Regions from separate parts of the Homo sapiens genome. Here regions 1 and 2 are each linked to region 3. The links are chromatin loops, found by intact Hi-C in ENCODE. Cell type or tissue: endothelial cell of umbilical vein. All regions are shown on one strand.

The links. A loop is a pair of places that touch in the nucleus more often than their neighbours do. Peaks named below come from ENCODE experiments on the same cell type or tissue, not always from the same donor. Only the 100,000 strongest peaks of a DNase experiment are listed, where the experiment ranks them.
Region 1: it touches region 3 in a loop (12-fold over the local background); 12 of 110 quality-filtered maps call a loop at or near these places.
Region 2: a loop joins it to region 3, with 14 times the contacts of the local background. A loop is called at or near these places in 23 of 110 quality-filtered maps.

Annotation. Positions count from the first base shown.
Region 1 is chrX:50,742,905-50,750,904 of GRCh38, forward strand. All of the region lies in intron 1 of SHROOM4 (shroom family member 4), which reads right to left. Among named protein-coding and RNA genes, the nearest start is that of SHROOM4, 67 kb to the right of the region's middle. In endothelial cell of umbilical vein, CTCF peaks have their summits at 4,877 (motif pointing right) and 5,897; a DNase peak (open chromatin) is centred at 5,907.
Region 2 is chrX:50,688,626-50,696,625 of GRCh38, forward strand. SHROOM4 (shroom family member 4) reads right to left here. Exons shown (of 9, transcript NM_020717.5): 2 at 7,161-7,312. Among named protein-coding and RNA genes, the nearest start is that of SHROOM4, 120 kb to the right of the region's middle. In endothelial cell of umbilical vein, a CTCF peak has its summit at 3,336 (motif pointing right); no DNase peak of the experiment used is centred here; H3K27ac peaks cover 46 bases.
Region 3 is chrX:50,916,986-50,924,985 of GRCh38, forward strand. No RefSeq gene overlaps it. Among named protein-coding and RNA genes, the nearest start is that of BMP15, 10 kb to the left of the region's middle. In endothelial cell of umbilical vein, no CTCF peak of the experiment used is centred here; a DNase peak (open chromatin) is centred at 3,346.

The DNA of each region.
Region 1 (8,000 bases), 170 kb before region 3:
AATTCTTCTGCATAAAATGTTTGTATGGTTCTCCCCATTTATTTATTTAACCCATATGGACTCATGGACATAAAATAAATATCTTGGATTATAATCTATTAGTACTTTATTGATTTACTTTTTTTCTCAAGTTGTTCCAGCTTTGGCCATTGGGACCTCTTTCAATTGACTCCAGTGTCCTTTTGACATAACCCATTCAGTAGTGTGTGTGTGTGTGTGTGTGTGTGTGTGCACTTTAGTACTTCCTTACTTCCTGGCACTACGAGATTCTCCAGACTCATGTAGTTCCTGATCCAGTCCTAGAACCAGCCATTTTTTCAAGGATCCCTGGTTCCTTTCATTGAAAAATGGTATTAGAATCCAAGTTCTGGGCACTAGTTGTGTTCACTGCTGCTTCAGTATGGTTTTGTTTTTCAAATCAACTAAGAGAAGAGGGAGAAGGAATATGTAATTACACTGTCTTAATCACTACACAATTACCTTTACCAGGGCTCTTTATGGATTCAAATTATTGTCTGTTGTCACTTTCTTTCAGCTTGAAGGATTTCTTTTTATTTATTTATGTTTTTGAGACAGGGCCTCACTCTATCACCCAGGCTAGAGTGCAGTGGTGTGATCATGGCTCACTGCAGCCTTAACCCGGGCTCAAGCGACCCCCACACCCCACCTCAGCTTCCTGAGTAGCTCAGACTATAGGCACGTGCCACTACACCCCGCTAATTTTAAAATTTTTTGTAGAGATGGGGCCCACTATGTTGCCCAGGCTGGTCTGGAACTCCTGGGCTCAAGCGATCTTCTTGCCTTGGCCTCCCAAAGTGCTGGGATTACAGGCACGAGTTACTGCCCCCAGACTGCCTGAAATATTTCTTTCCGTTTTTCTCATAAGGCAGGTGCTAGCAACACATTCTCCTAATCTTTGTTTATCTGGAAACATCTTTATTTCGCCTACATTTTTGACGATTAGTTTTTCCAGATACAGACATATTGGTTGATTTTTTTTCTTTACGACTTCGAGTATGTCCTCCCCTTGTCTCCTGTTACCCACTTTTTCTGATGAGAAGTCAGCTGTTGAAATTACTGTGATTCCTTTGTATGTGATAAGTCATTTTCCTCTGGCTGCTTTCAGGATTTTCCCTTTGGCTTTGAATTTCAGCATTTTGACTATGATATGTCTAGGTATGGATCTGTTTGAGTTTATCTTACTTGGAGCTCACTGATCTTCTTTGATGTTTAGATTAATGTCTTTCATCATATTTGGGGATTTTAAGCCATAATTTCTGTGACTACATTTCTGCCTTTTTCTCTTCTCCCCTTCTGGTACTCTCATTACATATATGTTGATATGTTTGTTTCCCACACATATATGAAGCTCTGTTCATTTTTCTTCCTTCTGTTTTTCTTTCTCTATTAATCTGTCTTCTGCTTCAGTAATCTCTCTTCTGCCTCTTCTGCCATGATATAAAATATTGTTGGCCTTAAGAATTTTTGTTTTGCTTATTTTATTTTCAAGTCCAGAATTTGCATGTGGTTCTTTTTAAAAAATAAGTTCTATCACTTCATTGATATTCTTTATTTGATGAGTTGTTATCATCACACTTTCCTTTAGTTCATAAAACACAGTTTTCTTTAGTTTTTTGGATATATTTATAATAGCTGCTTTAAAGTCCTTGTCTGTCACGTACAACATCTGAGCTCCCTCAAAGGTGATTTATATTGCCTATTTCCTGTCCATGGTCACACTTAACTTATTTTTTGGCAATGCTCATAATTTTTGTTGAAAATTTGACATTTTAAATAATGTATTGTAGTAACTCTGAATTCTGTTTACCTATCCCACCCCCATAACCTGGGCTTTGTTTTTGTTTCTGCTTTTTCTCTATTTCTCTTCAGTGTCTTGCCTGGACTAATTCTCTCTGAAGTCTATTTCATCTGTAGTGTACAGTCTCTGATGTCATGTTCATTTCTCTTCTTGTTTTACTTTTAAGTCTGGCTTTCTAGGAGTCATCTTATATCAAAAGGTCACAGGTTTTTCTTAAGTTCCTAGATCCAGTAAAGCTTCTATCTTTTGCCAATGTATCTTTGTATGGATTGGGGAATGCTTTCATACTTCAGGAAGTCTTTAATTTTATCCTGCATTCAAATAGGGTTTAGCAGCTCATAAATATCATATCTCTGGTAGCTCCCACACAGGTTTAGCCTAGTGTGTGTGTACAGCCTTCCAGACCAATAGACAAATGTGATCTTAGCAGGGCATTTTTAAACTCTTTCCACAGGTCTCTCTCTGAAATGTCTGGCTGGTCTTTTTTCTTCTAGCTGCTACTAATATGTAATTCTCTAATATTCACTACTATAATCTCTGCTGTTTTCAACAATAACTTTAGGCATGAATTCCTTCATGCTCTGTTCTAAAGTCAGTCAGTCCCCATAGGCTATGTTACTATTTGGAGCTGGATGAGGAGAGAATGATATGGCAGCCTGCTTCTTCTACAGTGACATCTCTGCTCTATGAGCCCCCTGAAGTCCTTGTCTGACAAAAACAAAAAAACAAAAAAAAAACTGGGCCCTCGACTTGGGAGTGGGGAAATAGGAGCCCTGGTCTTCTCCAACTGCCATTCACAGTTTGCTGCAACTGTCTAGGGTAGTGCCTTCATCTTAAGAGTGGGAACTGAGCACGGAATGGGAACCCCCAATCTTCTTGTTTTTTGTGGCCAAGAATAAATCTTGTACAACAGAGAACTGGAGATGGAAGAATGAGAGTCACTAGCAGCCTGATCATTCTGGAATGAAACTATAGCTCTATAATCAACAGCTGGTAAGAAAGAGACCCCCTGTTTTCTCGGTTGTACTCACCTGGAATAAATCTTCTGCAACATAAAGTTGGGAGGAGGAATGGAAGCAGTTCCTTGCTCAAATGCCAATTGTTCTTACCAAGGTTCCATAGATTTTTCTTAAATAAGTGATTCTCAATTTGTTGCATGACCTTGAGCCAGTTTCCAGATACTTTGAATGGTTGTTTTACATCATCTTCTACCATTTTAATGGTTGTTTTACTGGTGAGAGGGTTTGTTGAGCTCTTCACACTAGAAGTTGGTCTGTCACAATTGTTAATTCAACACATGTTTAGCACACACCTACTATGTACTAGGTGTTATATACACTGGATTTGTTTGAATTAACAGATTTATTAATGTATAGTTGATATACATTAAACTGCACATATTTAAAGTATACAATTTGATTATCTTTGACATATGTACCTTCTATTACTATAATCAAGATGGTGAACTTACCCATTAATCCCAAAAGATTTCTTGTGCCCTTTGTATTGCCACCCAGTTTTCTCTGTCCCCCTCCCTCTGGTAACCATTAATTAGCTTCTGTCACTATAGATTAGTTTTTGCACCTGTTTTTAATTTACAAAGCTGATTGGTGGTGAAGTTTCTCTTTTACCAGGGGACCACCCTCAGCCCAATTGCTCTTTTCTTATGAGCAGAACATTTTTAGAGATTTTCTTTTTGCCTCTAGGTCAAAATTACTCAAGAGAAAACAAAGAATCCAGCCACCGCCATCTCTGCAAAGGGAGTTTTAGTAACCAGCTCACCAGATTCCCAAGTATATGTTTCCAGACCTCCAAAAAAGGCAACAGCATTTCACTCCTGTTTGAGTTGGTAAATTCAAGTCCTTGCATTTAAGGAGTTATAGGCTACAGTGTAAGAAAAGCCTTAGGATTCTTCCCTTACAGTGGAGAAGGGTTGAGAAGTCACCAGGGTTCTTCTCACTGTCTTTGCTTAGGTACCAGCAAGGGCTATTAAGCAACCCAATGTTTTCCCATTGTCCTTCACATGAATGATTATAAACTCCCAGCACAGTCTGAGGGACTCAGGGTGGTCCAGTTTCTACAGAGACCCAGGAATTGAATCCCCAAACTATACACATGCTATTACTTCTTTCACTCTTCAAGAGGAAAATGATATGGCAACTCCAGCAGGCTTAGCTGTTATCAACTAGAACTGATCCTAAGAGCAATGATTTATTGCTTGCCTACCATATATCAAGCACTGGGCTAGGTGGTATAGAATTGTTAATCTCATTTATAATACAACCAATCCACAAAGTTGGTACAATTTTTTCCCATTGTACACAAGGGAAAGCTGAGGTAAAAGGAGGTGAAAGGACTTGTCCCAGATCATATTCATAGTGACTAGCACAGGAGAAACTGAAACTCAGATCTGACACTTAGGTTACCCTCTATCCACTGTACTATAATGTCAGATTGCTAAGCTTAGGGATTTCCCTCCACATCCCAAAAGCCTCTCATAAGAGGAGAATTCCAACTATATGGCTTTTCATCTGTGTGGCAATAAATGCCACCTGGGACCCTGTATTTTTATTGCTTTTATACAAGCCTATATCACTCTGTCAGACGAATTAAAAGTGCTAATTCACATAAATGCCCCTCTTCAAAAAGAGCATGGGAAATATCCAGAAAACCCATGAATGAATTCAGAATCAGGCTGTGACTTTGACTGTTTACATGACAGCGAACCACAAATGCTGGATTACATTCCAAGCATCTGTGTTTAGCACCTTGGAATCTTGTAATATTAAAAAAAAGTTCTGACAAATAGCTATCCATGGAATGTAGAACTCTAACTCAGTTATGCTGTGTCAGAAATTGGCGAAGATGCTTACTGCAATATTTTTACAAGGGCTATCTTACAAAATTGAGGCCAGTATGCCATCTTCCAGTTTGTGCTGCATCTCATGCAGGTTTGTCATTCATTAAAAGGCTACAAAGAGATTAAATGGAATAGGGCTACTTGGCTCAAACAAGAAAGAATTCAAGTTTAAAGCAGTTACTGACTCTCCTCAGTAGAGGGCAGTGGTGGGCAGGGCAAGACTGGCAGGAGGAGAAGGGGGGAACATTAATTTCTGTGGTGTACCCACTAAGTGCTCAGATACAGTGCTTAATGCTTTACAGACAGTATCTCATGAATCATGGGTATTACCCTATAAAGGAAGGATTATTAGCACCATTTTAGCCTCAAAGAGGTTAAATGAATTGAACGCAGATCTGGTGCCATCTAGTTCAACTATTCCATGCTGTTGCCTGAAAAGTACTGCTTTATTCTAAAGTGTCAAAACTGGAAGCTTATACTGATGAACTGAAAGAGGAGACTCTCCTAGGATAGAGTAGGTCCCATATATGATAGTATCCTGAAAGATCGAGGCTGGCTGGAACAATGGAAAACATTTAACAAAGATAACATGTAAAAATTATAAACTTCAGAGCCAGTGACAAGGTGGAAATGATCTACAAGAAGTGGTTCAGAGGATTGGAAAACTGACATATGGGGAACAGTTGAGAGACTTGGAGAAGATTAGACCAGGATGCCTGGCACTAGGGAGGTGTTCATACATGTTGGAAAAACTGAATGTAGAAAATATCATGAGAAACCTAACATTGTCTTTTAACTACCTAAAGGGCAATTAGTTATCAAGAAGGTACATACTGTTTTGTGTGGTTCCAAAGGCTAGGACCTAGATCAGCTGGAGGGAGATTTTAGTTTCTTAAAAGGAATAATCTACTAAAAAACATAAAACTCTAAGAGAGAGAGAGCAACTCAAAACTGACATGAGTTGCTGTGTGAGATTCAGTTGTAAAGATGACCTCCAGGAACCCTTCCAACTCCAGGAAGTTCAGATTTTGTGCTGATTAAGACTCCCGGGATGGCTTCTTTACTCTTGTCAAGTGATGTTCTTAAAACTTTCCAAGAAAGAACTAGTTGGTCCCCCATACTTAGGAGCCAAAGTATTCAGACCATTAGAATTAACTCTCCTAAGAGGACCTTATCCACACATCTCCAAAGAAATTATAGGAGAAATTCTGAGACTGCCTCACAAGAGGGAGCCATTGCTGTTCCACTGGAATCTGTATATTGGACCAATTAAAGACTACAAATGTACCTTTTATTCAAAGAAACAAATAAACATAGTCAAAAAGTTTAGCCATTTCATTAAAGATGCTGGGCCCAGTGGCTCACACCTGTAATCCCAGCACTTTGGGAGGCCAAGGCTGGTGGATTGCTTGAGCTCTGCAGTTCAAGACCAGCCCGGGCAACATGGTGAAACCCCACCTCTACAAAAAATCCAAAAAAATAGCTGAGTATGGTGGTGCACACCTGTAGTCCCAACTACTGGGGAGGCTGAGGTGGGAGGATTGCTTGAGCCCAGGAGATGGAGGCTGCAGTGAGCCGTGATCACACCATTGCACTTCAGCGTGGGTGCCACAGTGAGATCCTGTGTCAAAAAACAATACAAATAAAAAGAGAAGAGGCCACTGAAATACACACTTATAAAATATGATACCAAATAAAGCCTAATGATGATGGAATCTAAAGAATCTAACCCTAGCCATATCAGAATAAATAAGTCAGTCACTCACTCATCAGCATTTCCCTGGTTCATCTTATTATATGCCGGGCTTTGTTCTGACTAATGGAGATAACAGAGAGAAGTTAGAAACAATTACCACCTTTAAAAGGGTCACAGTTTAGTAGTAGAGAGATATCTTCATAGATAATTTACTCCCTGTATAGAGCAATGGGAGGATAGAGATCTATACAACAGGCTGTAGAACCACAGAAGTAGTAGGGATGGAATGAAGGAAAGGTTATACAGAGAATATATCATTTGAGCTAGACCTTAAAAAATAGATGAGAGTTCACCATGTAGAAAGAGGAAGGGTACATTCTAGCAAAGGGTACAACATGTGCAAAGAAAAAGAGGTAGGGAAGATCTTGGGATATTTAAGAAAGATAGTTTGTCAGGTATGGGTTGGCTAGGGCATAAGATGTATGAGAAAGTGGTGAATCAATTTCTTCATATTCTTGCTATGGAGAGATTCTCTCTAAAATGGCATGTTCAGCAAGCTTACCAACTGCTGATACCCTGAACTGGCTTCCACTGATGACCGCAGACTGGGCTGTGCGCTTGCCACTAGAAATCTGGTTTTTAGAAGACCTCCATCTACTATCTCTCTCTTGAGGGTTACCAAAGCCACAGTGAACTGGAATTGGACAACAGGGAAGCTTCTTGAGGACCTCAACTTGACCATAGCCACCAACACAAGAGGACAGACATCTCATTATCTTGGCCTCTTCCAGGTGGCACTTCTAGGAATGGAATGATTGATATAGAGGTCTTTGCTATAAGCTATGCCCAGATCTTCTTACCATGAAATCCTGAGACCACAAAAGAATGCCATATGTGCCAGCTCACCTGGCCAACATCAGTTACTAAAGGCCCATGCGTTTCCAGCAGGAAGTGTCCAAAGGGCTTCAGTCAGGAATCCTTACTCCTATTATTTTTTTGATACGGAGTCTCACTCTGTTGCCCAGGCTGGAGTGCTGTGGCGCAATCTCAGCTCACTGCAACCTTCGCCGCCTGGGTTCAAGTGATTCTCATGCCTCAGCCTCCCCCGAGTAGCTGGGATTACAGGCGACTGCCACCACACCTGGCTAATTTTTGTATTTTTAGTAGAGATGGGGTTTCACCATGTTGGCCGGGCTGCTCTCGAACTCCTGACCTCAGGTGATCCACTCGCCTCGGCCTCCCAAAGTGCTGGGATTACAGGCGTGAGCCACTGTGCCTGGTCCCTTCCTACTATTATGACAGACCCTTCCTAAAGGGATGAACTTCTGAATTTGCGGGTAGCCTCCTTCTTAAAATGTTCAATGATCTCCTGTTTCTGCTGCTATGCTTCTCCTGAAGCAGCCAAAATTCCAAATCATTTCTAGCAGTAGATCTGCATTGACCTCAGCTGATTTTAAGACCTATATGGGAAGCAATCTTATTTATAATATTTATCATCCTTCATCATCCTCAAGCAAACGATCAGAGTGGGAAATGCTAGAAAGTAGTACAGTGCTGGGCATTTAATAAAAGTTCTCTAACCATAGCTTGATTAAGGTTGTCCTAAAATGGGCCACTAGAAGATG
Region 2 (8,000 bases), 230 kb before region 3:
AAAATTGAGTTGTGGCAGACTGTGTGACACAAAAAGCCTAAAATATTTATTTGGCTCTATAGAGGAAAAAAAATGACCCTTAGACTAGAACCATGAGGACAGGGGCTGCTTGTTCATTGTTGCGTTCTCAGCACCTAGTACACTCTATGACACATAGGAAGGACTCAGGAGTTTTTTTTTTTACACATCCTCATGTAGGGAAGTAGGAACTATGAGTAACTGGTTTTCTTGATAGTTATATTTTTCGTGGTCACTTAAATTGGCATATGACATTCCATTCAGTTTATTATGATTATGGATATTTGAAAGACTGTTTTTAAATAACTGATCAATTTTGGGTACACTGATCAAAAAGCAAAAAATCTAGTTTTTATTATATGAACCTGGTATCTAGATCCTGGACCAGCATTAAGATTAATGTATTATATATTTTCAAATAACTAGAAGAAAGGATATTGAATGTTCCCAACATAAAGAAATGATAAATGTTTGAGATAATAGATATGCTAATTACTGTGATCTGATCACTATACATTGCACATTGGAAAACCACTATGTACCCCATAAATACGTACTATGTATCAGTTAAAATAAATTAAAAAATGGAAGTGAAAGAATAACCTGGAGGCTGATAAATGACATTGGTAAGGAAATGAGAGTGATAATCCCTGCTTGTCTGAGCTTCAAAAATGAAGGGAATCTTACATGAGGGTGGAGGAATGATGGTTCGGAAGTTGTCTATGGAGAGCATGGCTAAACCAGAATATGTCAATATACTGTACATTCAATTGTATCTTGCCTTTTTGTAAGAAAAAGTAATACAGTACCCTAAGACTTTACCCACATCATCAAAAATTACTTGTGTTCATTTTCTCTGTCTGTACATTTTTGTAATTTCCTCCATACACAACCTCTTTCTTTCATGCATATTTCTTAAGGGCATTCCTGATTGCTTATGAGTTTGTTCCCATTACGAATGACATAAATTTCTCCATATAGCTTCTAATTGATTACTGTGGTCTATTGTTACCTTTAAATTTGTTACTCTTTGACTTCTCCTTTGAACTGGTTGTAACACTTTACGTTTTCCTCATTAATGAGTGAAATACAATCTTTAACATGTTCATTTTTTGTCTACGTAAGAATCAAAATTTTGCCTTTTAAAAATTATTTTAATACTTGTAATGAATTGTTACTGTCCTATACTATTGAATTAGATTTCATAGAATTCCATGTATATATTTTGCATCTAAATTCACAAATTGGATAGAATATTCTTTCTTAGAGCAGTCTGTCAGGTTTTGGTATCAGAGTAATGCTAGCTTCAAAAACAATGTGAATAATTCTGCAACATTTTCAATACTATAACATACTTATAGAATTAAACGTGGCTATTTCTAGAAAATTTGAAGGAATTCACAGATAAAAATATCTGTCCCTTAAAGCCCTAAAGTATTTTTAGATGTCCCTAAAGTATTTTTGGAAGTTTCTCTTTGATAATTGTTTTCGAAGTTTCTACTGTTACATGTCCATTTAGTTTTCAACTTCTCAATAATTTCTGGCATTTAATATTTTATTAGATATTTTTAAGTTCTCTGAGATTTTCAAATATATTAAGGTACAATTATAGTAGTGCGCCTTTAATTTAAAAAATCTTTCTTTGTTGTTGTATTCCATTTGTCATTTAAATTTTATTGGTAATTCATCTTTGTTTTCTTGATTAAATTTGCTAAAGGCTTATCTATTTAATTCATCCCTCTGAAAAGAAACCTAGTCCTTGGTTTCATATTATATTGAATTATTAGTCATTTAATTTCATTCTTCATTTTTAATAATAAAATATTTAAGGTTATGAATTTACTTCTGAATATTCTCAAAGTTTTGGTAAGTCATGATCTCATTTTTATTATTGTTTGTTAGTCTGCTAGTGTTTCTTTGTGCTAATATTCACATATAAATGTGATCTAAAATATTCAAGTAATTGAAGACTTTAAAATTTGTTTTTAAATTGTAAACATTGTACATTATCATCAGATATTTCTACTCTTAAGCGTGTGTAGGCTGGGCTTGGTGGCTCATGCCTGTAATCCCAGCACTTTGGGAGGCCAAGGCGGGCAGATCACTTGAGGTCAGGAGTTCAAGACCAGCCTGGCCAACATGGTGAAGCCCTGTCTCTACTAAAAATGCAAAAATTATCTGGGTGTGGTGGTGCACGCCTGTAGTCCCAGCTACTTGGGAGGCTGAGGCAGGAGAATTGCTTGAACCCAGGAGGCGGAGGTTATAGTGAGCCAAGATCGTGCCACTGCACTCTAGCCTGGGCAACAAAGCAAGACTCTATCTCAAAAAAAGAGTTTGCAAAGCTTTTCTTTGTGACATACATATGATCATTTAAAAATATTATCTCAATATTTGAAGAGACAATATGCAGTCTATAAACAATTTTCAAAATGTATTAATTGGATCTAATGAATTGTTTTTCAAATCTTCTAAGTACTTTATTTTGGTCTACTTTATTGTCAATTAAATTATGTTAAACTCTCCCATACAGAAGTTTCTATCACTTTTTGTATAGCTGACAGTTTTTTCTTTATATATTTGGATGCCATGTTTTTTGCAAAAAAAAAATGGTTCATAAATATAATATCTTCAATACGGTTTGTATCATCAATCAATATAAAATGAATATCTTGGGATCAACATGGTTGTGTGGTCATTGTTCCTGATTTTTTTTTCCTAATAGAGAAGTGACATGCTCAAATACCTATTTGGAGAATGGATTGATTAGGAAAAAGTGAGACTGAAAGCTGAGAAGCCAGTGGGAAGGCTCTTAGAATAGTCCAGGTGAGAAATCATGAGTGGCTGGATTAAGACAAAGGCAACCAAGAGGTCTATGTAGACTTGGAATTAATTGAATTGGGTGAGAGAGGAGTTGAGGGTGACACCTACATTTCTGATTTAGCTGACCATTATCTAGACAGCAATATAGGAAGAAGAGCTGGGTTGGCTTTTCAGAATTGGCCATGTTCTAAAGTTCCTTCTGTTTATATTCATCCCAAAAGGACTCAAGCCCAGACCTAAAGCTAAGTGTTGGATCTTTGTCAGCTGATTGTTTACTCAAACCAAAGTCTTTCTACCTGTATAAAACACTAGGCTGAATATTCACAAATTTTAGGGTAATCACACTTCTTTTACGTGTTAAGAGCTCTTTCATAAAGTTGACGAAAAATTTGGACTGAACGAGAGGGAATTAATTTCCTATACCGTGCCCAAGGTAGTCCACATGTGAAGGTTAAGTTTTCCACAAGAGGGCAGCATCACCTAATAAATTATGTCATTGTAAGCCTTCACCAATAGGGGCTGAGATGGGGAGGCTAAAAGGGTAGAAAATACAGGTTCCGGGAGCCATAGGACCTGCCACACCATGAAAACCAAAGGGCCCTGCTAGTCCAAGCCCATAATTATAGCCACTCCTAAGTGACTGATAGTGGCAGATGTTGCTACAGTATGAGGAAAGAGGACATGGAACTCACCCTGGCGAGATGAGTGGGTGAAACACCTGAACACTCTCATTCTTGTGACTGGCTCAGAAGACACTCTAGATAGTGTTCACACTCCCTCTAAGTTGCTGGTGTCTCTGTACAACCAGCATCTCACAGGGGCCTTTATTTCTTATTCAGATCATTGCCACCCCTAATGATTCCTTAGCACATCATTCTCTGCAGGTTAGGCTGCAAAGCACACCACCATTCTGATGCTCTCCCAATTTAACAATGTTTGTTTATTCCAATTATGCTTCTTTTAGACCCTAAGGAAACAAATGGGAATGAAATTCACTGACAACCCATTATGTGACAGTCATTTTACATAAATTATCTTATTTAATCATCACAATAATGCCATTATATAGGAATTATTATTTGTCATATAAGAGACCTAGGAAGTTGCAAACATGGGAATATCTAACTCCAAAACAAAAACGCTTCCAAATTCACCAAATTACCCCTCCAAGAAGCCTTATTTAAGACCTAAATCTTGACCAATCCAAGATTTAATCAGTGATAATGTATCTATTATATAAGGCATTACTTAACATGTCACCTCCTATCCATGTACATGGGCAGGTATGGATTAATCTTAGGTACCAGCAGGTAATAGAAGTCAGTGGGATCCTACATAACCTCATTCTTCCTAGGTCCAAAGCCTTTCTCCTTAAATATTCTCTCTTCAGGATAAATCATTTGGATATAGAACATGAGGATAATGGAATAATTAAAGATGGCTTCTGTGTTTCTGACTTGGTTGGCTGAGTACATACATAGTGGTCCTGGTCATAGATAGCGATCTTGGGAGAAGATGATGATGTGTTAGGTTTGGGGCATGTTGTGTTTGCAATATCTCTGACACATTTAAGTATAAATGTCTAATAGGAAGTTGGTTATATGGTCTGGAGCATAGGAGATATAGAAAATAAATTGAAGCTATAGGGCTGGGTGAGATTTTCCAGGGTACATTAAGTTAAAAATGGTGGAACTATGGGAAACACCAACATTTAAGGAATGGTCAGAGGAAGAGCAGGTAGTAAAGAGCCTGGTTTTTAAAAAATGGACAGGGATGTAGGAAAATAACAAGGAAACTGACTATCTTGAAAGTAAGAGGTTTGGCCGGGCGCAGTGCCTTATGCCTGTAATCCCAGCACTTTGGGAGGCTGCGGCAGGGGGATCACTTGAGGTCCGAAGTTCGCAACCAGCCTGGCCAACATGGTGAAACTCCGTCTCTACTAAAAATACAAAAATTAGCCAGGCATGGTGGTACATGCCTGTAATCCAGTTACTCAGCAGGCTGAGGCAGGGGAATTGTTTGAACCTGGGAGGCGGAGGTTGCAGTTAGCCGAGATCATGCCACTGCACTCCAGCCTGGGCGACAGAGCAAAACTCCATTTCAAAAAAAAAAAAAGTAAGAGCTTTTTTTTTTTTTATTAACACGTAACAGTTATACATATTTTGGGGGTACATGTATCATTCTGATACATACATATAATGTGTAATAATGAAATTAGGAAAATTGGGATATCCATCACTTCAAACATTTATCTTTTCTTTATGTTGAGAACATATGAATTCTTCTCTACTAGCTATTTTGAAATATACAATAGATTGTTAACTATAGTTACCCTACCAAACTATTGAACACTAGATCTTATTCATTCTATCTAACTGTATTTTTATACCCATCATCAACCTCTCTTCAACCTCCCCACTTCCCAGCCTCTAGCAACCACCAGTCTACTCTCTATCTCCATGAGATCCCTCTTTTCAGCCTTTACATATGAGTGAGAACATGTAATATTTGTCTTTCTGGGCCTGCCTTATTTTACTTAATGACCTCCAGTTACATCTGCGTTGCTGTAAATGACAGGATTTCATTCTTTTTATGGCTGAATCGTATTCCATTGTATATATATTCCCCATTTTCCTTATCCATTCATCTACTGATGGATTAGGTTGATTCCATATCTTGTTTATTGTGAATAGTGCTGCAATAAACATGGGGGTGCAGATATCTCTTTTATATGATTTCCTTTCTTCTGAATATGTACCCAGCAGGGGACTGCTAGGTCATATGATAATTCTATTTTCAGTTTTTTGCTAAACCTCCATACTGTTTTCTATGGTGGCTGTACTATTTCACACTCCTACCAACAGTGTACCAGGATTCCCCATTTTCCCACATCCTTACCAGCATCTGTTTTTTTTTTTTTAATAAAAACCATTTTAACTGGAGTGAGATAATATCTCATTGTGGTTTTTAATTTCCCTGAAGATTAGTGATGTTGAGCATTTTTTCATATGCCTGTTGGCCATTTGTGTGTCTTCTTTTAAGAAATGTCTATTCAGGTCTTTGCCCATTTTTAAGTTGGATTTTTTTTTTTTTTTTTTTTTTTTTTTTGCTATTGAGTTGCTGTGTGAGATTTTTGGTATTGAGTTTCATAAAGGAAGGTGGGGGCAAAATCTAGAGCTATAATGTTAAATGCCATATATGATGAATATGAAAAATAACCCATTGACTTTGACAATTAGGCAATAATTTGTAGCTTTTGACAGAGTAGTTTCAGTGGAGTTCTGAGGGTCAAATTCTGGCTGCAGAGGGTGGAAAGCTAAATGGCAGGTGGAGAAGTGGAGATAGTGACTATAGACTCTTCCTTTGAGACTGAGTATGAACAAAAGGAGAAAGACGGGGCAGGAGCCAGAGGGAGAAGTGAGATTGTGGGAAGATGCAAGATGGAAAAACTTAGGTGTGTATATACGATAAAGAAAAAAAAAAACAATAGAAAGGGAGAAGGCTGAGCTCCAATAATACAAAGCAAAGGCGCAGCAGCAAAATGAAAGAAAAGCCATGTGGAAAGTTCACCAATAGGCAGATGCTTTTGGTGGTAGCAGAATGACTGTGCCCAAATATGTCCTTCCCTTCCTTCTGCTTATGCCACTGCACTTACCTGCAATGTCTTCCTCTTCTGATGGTTTATTTTTCAAATTATACTCACCCTTTAGCTTAAATTCCACTTCCTCTATGAAGTCTTACCCTATCAATACCTTCTGCAGTGATCTCTTTCTCTAACAGCAATTTTTGTCTGAACAATCCATTTGATAATCACACACAAGGCTTTATTGCCTTCTTTAAAAATATACTGCTACTTAGTCACATGTGTATATTTTGTCCCCTGCTAGACTGTGCAATCCTCAAGGAAAGGGTTTCTAAGAGTTTGCTACAGCCTCCATGGCTGTAGTAGGGGCTCTTTAAGTCTCCATTGATATGTGGTTCAGGAATGATAGTGTATTATAAAGAAGGAGATTGAAAAACACTGGATTAGGTAGCCCTTTGGTATATAATGAGTAATTTAGTCCTCTTTATAGCAAATAAGGAAACAGTCTTGCAGAGGACTAATAAATATATCCAAGATTATGTGTCTATGTGGCAGTGCCAGGATTTGAACCAAAGGCTCTTTCTCCTGTGCTATTCTGCTTCAGTTGTCTGCAAAATTCTATTCAAGTGAAACACCTCTTTCCTTTATAATATTGATAGAGACATGACTCTATTGAGCTTTATTACCAACCAAGTTTCAGTGGCCTCTGCACCTTACGGAGAATCTCCCTGTACCTTACCTCCTGACAATCAGCTTGAGAATCCGGAAGGAGCCTTTGATGAGAATGAGGGCCTCTTGGCGGGAGCCATATAATGGAGTGCCATTGATATTCACCAGCTCATCACCAGTCCTCATCTTCTGGGACAAAGCTGCCTTGCCTCCATCTTCAATCTGTGTTGCAGAGAACAAAACAGAAAGCAGGTAGTGAGATGACTTTCTCCCCAAAATTCTACTTGTTTCTTCCAACCCTGGAGCCACAAGTAGTACTGGGGAATGGCTCCAGGCAGCTCCTGGGAGTAGCTCAGGAGCTGATCACAGGTCATTATTTACTGAAGGCAAAGCTTGGGCAAACCTTTGAGGAAGGAGGCAACATGGAAATAATGCAATCCCTGACTGGAGGAATGAGCAGTCCAACTGGGAAGACTAGAACTTCTAAATACGAAACTGATGCTTGGAATGAACCCTACTATGTGGCTAAAGCAGCAGCGTGGCCTACCAAAACGTGCAGACAAATTAGAGCCAGAAGAGCTAGGCTCCATCAAAATGACCTTTGGTAAGCTCTTTCCTATCTTTGGGCAGGCTTTGAAGTCTGACAAACGTAAGTTTGAATCCTGGCTCTGCTACTTCCTAGCTGTGTGACCCTTAGGAAGTTACTTAACATCTGTGTCTCAATTCCCTCCTACGTGACATGTAGATAACAAGACTAGCTACCTCACAGAGTTGTTAGTATAGTATATATCTGAGAACAGTAAGTCCTCAATTAACATGAGCTCTGATTATTATAACAAGGGAGTTGACTCTGAAGACCTGGAAAGTGGCTTACAGTTCAACATTCTGTGAGTAGAATGGCAAATTCAAA
Region 3 (8,000 bases):
CTATAAGATTTGGGGTGGTGAAAATAGCTTGGGATTTTATACTCCTCTTCTTGCCTCCTATGTCCTGGAAACTACTAGTAGCTAATCAGATAAATTGCCTGCTTCTGTGTTAGTATTACCTTCTAAAACTTTTCTCAGACTGGAAATTTTTCAGGTAACAGTCTTTATAGAAATCTTTTGAGGGACTAGAAGGAAGGAAATGTTTTTCTAAACCAGCAGGGCTTTTCCTCTTAGCCTCTGAATCTGGGAAAAGTATCTGGGATTATTTCCTGTCCTAGGTGAGTACAGTAGCATTTAATGAAGCCCATAAGGAAACTAGAGTATGGAGCTGTCTGAGATAATCTACTTCAAACCTGCATTTATGGTGAAGAAGAGAAAACCTGTCATTGCTGATTAGTATTATGAATGGGGGAGTTATTTTAAGTATTCTATGGAACAATAGAGTTCAGAGTATTTTCCTTATGTGACACTTAAACCCCTGTAAATTATCCTACAAAGTTCCTTGGTGGCTCCGAGGCTAGGAGTTGGCCTGATTGGGGGTGCAGGGGATTAGAGGGCTGTGAAGGAAGGACTACAGAATAAGGGTGAAACCTGCCAAGGCCTGGAGCTGACTTTATTCTGGGCTTGCCTGTTTCTTGTGTTCAGTTTGGATCTGGACCGGGGTCTCTAAGGGAGAAGGGCTTGTTGTCTTTGGGAGACATGGAACGATGCCTTGAAATAAATGATGCTTGCAGTGTGACTCCTTTCTACTCCTATACTGTATTTAAATGACGGGACTGGGTTTTGTTGCAAATAAATCATTTCACTGTTGAAGAAAATCTTGACTGTTTTTAGAATTGGGAGAGATTGGAAGGAATTTATTTCCTTTGTTCCCTTTAGCTATGGCTAGGAATTCAACCCTAATCCCTGAGGGGCAGGGCTGGAGCGTCCTCTGAAGTTCTTCTCTCTTAAGGAAACACTGCTAGCCATCAGCCCTCGCCAAGGTGCCCCTTTAGGGAAGCCCCTAAGGGGCCAGTAAGTCTTTCCCTGCCCAATTGCTCTTGACTAGTCTTATGGCAATTCTCATGGGATGGGACTGATTTAGGGTAGGTATGTGTGTTTGTCAAATCCCTACGTTTCTTACCTATTCATTGTAAACTAACTCCTTTTACCACTCCCTTCAAAAGCTGGTTCCAACTAGGCTGAATATCTTGCAAGTGTATAAATGCAAATTTTATTCTTGTGACTGAGGAGCTATTCCTTAACATCAGTTTGCCTGTCTACCTTCTTTACTGTATCCTTAAGAATCAACTCAGGCATTTCTCATCTTCTCAATGTCCCCTTGACATACCAGCCTCAGGTGTGTATTAAGTTTCCTATGTATTCAGACCTCACAAAGCTAGGAGATCATGACTTATTGAAAATCCCTAAGATCCAAGATGCTAAACTTAGGATCTGGTCTTATAACCAAGGTCCATCTTCAGCTAGACTGAATATTTTGCAAGTCTCTAGGTGTCCCTCTGTGTTCATATAGCACTTTATACCTGCCTTTAATACGCTCTAGTATATATGTCTATTCTTACAAAAACACGGAGCCCCTTTTGAGTTTCAACTGCATCTTACCCTTTTCTATATTATAAGAGCCTGGCATCTAGTAGGTCCTTAATGAATACAAACACTCAATTATGACATTTTTTTGTGAGTGATGCATTCTTCCTGACATGGAACATCTCAATTTTCACATATTTTATTTTTCCATGGGAATCAATGTAATATAAAATAGTTTGTGTATCAAGTAAGATGATTATTATATCCTACTATTTCAAAATCATGATTTAAATTATAATAGAATGTAATAGCTATGTTAAGTAAGGCAGTTCTTGTAATCATTATATATGCTGCAGATTTATCTGGGAGGGGAACTATGGGCTTCCAGTCTAGCCATTTCTCCAGCCTACTTGGGGTAGGCACAAATATCTAACAGGCCTGAAGATGGACCTCGATTATAGGACCAGATCCTGAGTTCAGCATCTTTGTTCTTAGGGATTTTCAGAAAGTCATGATCTCCTAGCCTTGTGAGTGCTGAATACATAGGAAACTTAATCTGTTTATGGAAGGTTCAGGATTAATTGGCCCTATTATCCATTAAGCCCTGAGTTATCAGAATACCCAAGAAAAACACTGGCAGGATGGGGTTACTTAGGATGATGTTATGGATTCTTCCTTTGAAATATTGCTTCAGTTCAGTACTTTTTCTCAAATCCAAAGTTAGAGTTCTATACCTCAAACCTTCCTCTGAGAGGAAGAATACATGCTTGCTAGTGGAGGAGGGTGCGTGGGTGGGGGTGGGGCCTGTCTGCCCATGTAGGTGGGGAGAAATGGTTACTTGATCTGGAAAGGGAAAGTAGGAAGCAAGTCCACATAGTCCCAACAATCCCAATGAGTAAGCTGGAACTTCATTTAATGTATGGGTGCAAAAGGAGCAGGAGCAGGCATTTAAACTTGTGTCTGATCGTGGATCTCTTTTGCATTTACCTTGGTAGTATGTCACAACCAATTCTGGGCAAAGTTGGGAAGCAGGCAGAACTTCAGTTACACAAACTATTTGGCCTAATCTTGTAAAACATTTCATGTCTTCAGTTAATTCTCCCAAGAGCACTATGAAGTAGGAGGTATTAGTCTTATTTTCTAAAAACTGCCTCATTGAGGTGTAATTTACCATAAAAGCTACTATTTAAGGTGTACAATTCAGTGGTTTTTAGTATATTCACAGACTTGTGTAAATATCACCACAATCTAATTTCACCACAAAAGAAACCTCATGCCTTTTAGTGGTCAATCCCCATTCCCCCAACCTTTACCAACAGCTCCTGACAACCACTAGTCTACTTTCTTTTTCTCTGGATTATGGACATTTAAATAAATAGAATCACATGATATTTAGTTTTTGTAACTGGCTGCTTTAGTATGTTTTCAAGATTCACCTGTGTTATAGCATATATCCATACTTTGTTTCTTTTTGTTACTGAATAATATTCTATTGTAGGATATACCAAACCTTTATCCATCAATCTGATGGAAGTTCAAGTTTCTATGTTTTGACTATTATGAATAATCTTGCCATGAATGTTCATGAGAAGTTTTTGTGTAGACACATATTTTCATTCCTCTTGTGTATACACCTAGGAGTAGAAATGGTATATCATATGGTATATTTAACATTTTAAGGAACTGCAAAACTATTTTCCAAAGTGGCTGCACTCTTTTATAATCCAGCAATGTATGAGAGTACCAATTTCTCCACATCCTCATCAACAGTCATTATTGTCTGTGTTTTATATTCTAGCCATATTGGTGGAAGTGAAATGGTGCCTCCTTGTGGTTTTGATTTGCATTTCCCTAAGGATTAATGATGTGGAGCATCTTTTCATGTGCTTATTGGCAACTGGCACATCATCTTTGGATAAATGTCTATTCAAACCATTTGCCCAGTTTAAAATTGTGTTGTCTCTTGTTGTGTTGTAAAAGTTCTTCATATGTTTTGGATATTAATCTCTTATCAGAGCTATGATACACAAATATTTTCTGATTCTGTGGATTATTTAACTTTCTTGATGGTGTTCTTTGAACACAAAAGTTTTTAATTTGGAAGAAGCCCTGTTTATCTATTTTTATCTATTGCTGCTTGTGCTTCTGGTATCATTGGAGAAAAATCGAATAATCCAAGTGTCATGAAAATTTACGCCTATGTTTTTTTCTAAGTGTTTTCTAGTTTTAGCTGTTATATTTAGGTTTTAAATCTATTTTAGTTAATTTTTGCATACTGTGTGAGGTAAAAGTCCAACTTCATTCTTTTGCATGTGGTTATATAGTTGTCCTGGCATCATTTATTGAAAAGATTAATCTTTCTCCATTGTCTTGGCACATGTGTAAAAAATGACCATAAATATAAGTTTATTTCTGTACTCTCAAGTTTATTCCATTGATCCATATGTCTATTATGCCAGGACAATACTGTCTTTATAATTGTAGATATGTCGTAAGTTGTGAAATTGGAAAGTGTTGGCTGGGAGTGGTGGTTCACACCTGTAATCTCAGCACTTAAGGAGGCCAAGACAGGTAGATCACTTGAGGCCAGGAGTTCAAGACCAGCCTGGACAACATGGTGAAACTTTGTCTCTACTTAAAAAAAAAAATACAAAAATTAGCCGAGTATGGTGGCGCACAACTGTAATCCCAGCTACTGGGGAGGCTGAGGCATGAGAATGGCTTGAACCTGGGAGGCAGAGGTTGCAGTGAGCTGAGATCATGCCACTGCACTTTAGCCTGGGTAATGGAGTGAGACCCTGTCTCAAAAACAAAAACAAAACAAAAAAATTGGAAAGTGTGATTCTTCCAAATATTTTATTCTTTAGCAAGATTGTTTTGGCTATTCTGAGTCACTTGTATTTCCATATTAATTTTAGGGTCAACTCTTCAATTTCTACAAAAATACCAGCCGGATTTCTTTGATGGGGGCTACATTGAATCTACTGACAAATTTGAATAGTATTGCCATTTTGACGTTAAGTCTTCTGATCTGTAAACATGAGACATCTTTTTATTTAGGGACTCTAACTTTTTCAATGATGTTTTAACATTTTCAGTAGATGTCTTACTTAAATTTATTCCTAAGCTTTTAAAATTATTTTTGATGATATTATAAATGGAATTGTTTTCTACATTTTGTTAAATCAGACTGTTTATTACTAATTTGTAGAAATACAATTCATTTTTTTGTGTTGAATTTATACCCTGCAGACCTGCTGAACTCATTTATTACATCTAATAGTTTGTGTAGATTTCTTAGGATTTTCTGTAAACAAGTTTATATCATCTGGGAATGTGGATAGTTTTACTTTCTTTCTTTCCAAACTAGATACCTTTTATTCTTGCCTAATTGCTTTGGCTAGAACTTCCAATACAACATTGAATAGAAGTTGTGAGAGCAGACATTCTTTTCTTGTTCTTGATCTTGAGTGAAAGCATTCAGTCTTTCATCATTAATTATGATGTTAGCTGTGGTTTACTATAGATATGTGACTAATACTTACTTTAAAGTTACAGTAATCAAGGTATTGTAGTATTGGGGAAAGAATAAACACATAGATCAATGGAACAGAATAGAAAACCCAAAAAATAGATCCACACAAATGCAGTCAATTAATCTTTGACAAAGGAGCAAAGGCAATTCAACAGATAAAGAGTAATTTTTTCAACAAATAGTGCTAGAACAAAAACAAATCTAGACAAAGACCTTATACTTTCAATAAGAGTTTATTGAAAATTGATCATAGATATAAATGTCAAACACAAACTATAAAACTTCTAGAAGATAACATAGGAGAAAATATAAATAACTTTGAGTTATGTGATGACTTTTCTGAGACAAAACCAAAAGCATTATCTAAAAAAGCAAAAATAAGTTGGGCTTTGTTAAAATTAAAGCTTCTGTTGTGTGAAAGACTGTTAAGAATATGAAAAGATAAGCCACAGACTGAAAAAAAATTGCAAAACATATTAGATAAGGGGCTTGTATCTAAAATATACAAAGAACTCTGAAAACTCAACAGTAAGAAAATCAATTAAAAATGGGGAAAACATATGAACAAACACCTCAAAAAATAAAAGGCATGGGCTGGGCACAGTGGCTCACGCCTGTAATCCCAGCACTTTGGGAGGCTGAGGTGGGTGGATCACGAGGTCAGGAGTTCAAGACCAGCCTGGCCAATATGGTGAAACCCCGTCTCTACTAAAAATACAAAAATTAGCCGGGCATGGTGGCACGCATCTGTAGTCCCAGCTAATCGGGAGGCTGAGGCAGAAGAATCACTGGAACCCAGGAAGTGGAGGTGGCAGTGAGCCAAGATCATGCCACTGCACTCCAGCCTACATGACAGAGTGAGACTCCATCTCAAAAAAAAGGCATATATGTGGCAATAAGCATATGAAAAGATGCTCAACAACATATATCATTAAAACAATGAGGTACCACTGCACACCTATTAGACTAGCTAAAACCCAAAATACTGATATCAAATGATGGTGAGGATATGGAGAAACAGGAACTCTCATTCATTGCTGGTGGGAATACAAAATGGTGTAGCCACTCTGGCAGACAGTCTGGCAGTTTTATAAAACTACAGTCTCATCATACAATCTGGCAATCACATTTCTTGATACTTATTTGAGTTAAACTTATGTTCATACAAAAACCTGCGCACAAATGTTTATAGCAGATTTATTCATAATTGCCAAAACTTGGAAGTAACCAAGATATTCTTTAATGGGTAAATGAAAAACAAACTGTGGTACATGTATACAATGGGATATAATTCAGCAATAAAAAGAAAATGGCTATCAAGCCATGAGAAGATATAGAAGAGCCTTGACTGGATATTGCTAAATGGAAGAAGCCAGTTTGAAAAGGCTATATACTGTATGGTTCCGTTCATATGACATTCAGAGAAAAGGCAAAACTATAAAAGATCAATGGTTTCCATGGGTTTGCTGGGAGGGAGGCGTGGAGCATGGGGCATATTTAGGGCAGTGAAACTCTTCTGCATGATTCCATAATAGATTCATGTTATGTATTTGTCAAGACCCATAGAACTGTACAACTGAAAGAATGAACACTAATGTAAACTATGGCCTTCAGTTAATAATGTGTCAATACTGGTTCATCAATTATAACAAATGTGCCACACCAGTGAAAAATGTTAATAACAGGAGAAAGCTGAAAGATGTGTTGGGGAGAAAAAGGTATATGGGAATGCTCTGTACTTTTAAGTTTTTATTCTTAAATTGACAAAGTTGCATGCAATATACCATGTACAACATGACTTGAAATATACACCGTGGAAGAACTAAATCAAGCTAATTTAACATGTGTTACCGGCCAGGTGCGGTGGCTCATGCCTGTAATCCCAGCACTTTGGGAGGCCGAGGCGGGTGGATCATGAGGTCAGGAGTTTGAGACCAGCCTGGCCCACATGGTGAAACCCCGTCTCTACTGAAAAATACAAAAAATTAGCCGGGCATGGTGGCACGCACCTGTAATCCCAGCTACTTGGGAGGCCGAGGCAGGAGAATCACTTGAACCAGGGAGGCAGAGGTTGCAGTGAGCCGAGATCATGCCATTGCACTCCAGCCTGGGTGACAGAGTGAGACTCCATCTCAAAAATGAAAAATAAAAAAAAATAAAAAAAAATATGTATTACCTCACGTAATACTTTTGTGGTGAGAATACAAAATCTCTTAGCATTTTCAAGAATACAATGTATTGCTATTAACTATAGTCAGCATGTTATGGACTAGATCTCCTAAAATTACTGCTATCTAACTGAAATTTTTTATTCTTTGTTCAACACCTCCCACCCCAGCTGCTGGTAACCACTATTTTATTCTCTGTTTCTGTAAGTTCAACTCCTTTTTTAGATTCCATGTGTAAGTGAGATCATGCAGTATTTGGCTTTCTTACCTGGCTCATTTCACTGAGCATAATGTCCTCCATCCTCCAGGTTCATCTGCATTATCACAAATGACGAGATTTCTTTTTTATGGCTGAATAGTATTCCACTGTGTATATATATCACATTTTCTTTTTTTTATATTATACTTTAAGTTCTGGGGTACATGTGCAGAATGTGCAGGTTTGTTACATATGTATACATATGCCATGGTGGTTTGCTGCACCCATCAACCCATCATCTACATTAGGTATTTCTCCTAATGCTATCCCTCCCCTAGCCCCCCACCCCCAAACAGGCCTCAGTGTGTGATGTTCCCCTCCCTGTGTCCATGTGTTCTCATTGTTCAACTCCCACTTATGAGTGAGAACATGCAGTGTTTGGTTTTCTGTTCTTGTGTTACCTTGCTGAGAATGATGGTGTCCAGCTTCATCCATGTCCCTGCGAAGGACATGAACTCATTCTTTTTTTATGGCTGCATAGTATTCCATGGTGTATATGTGCCACATTTTC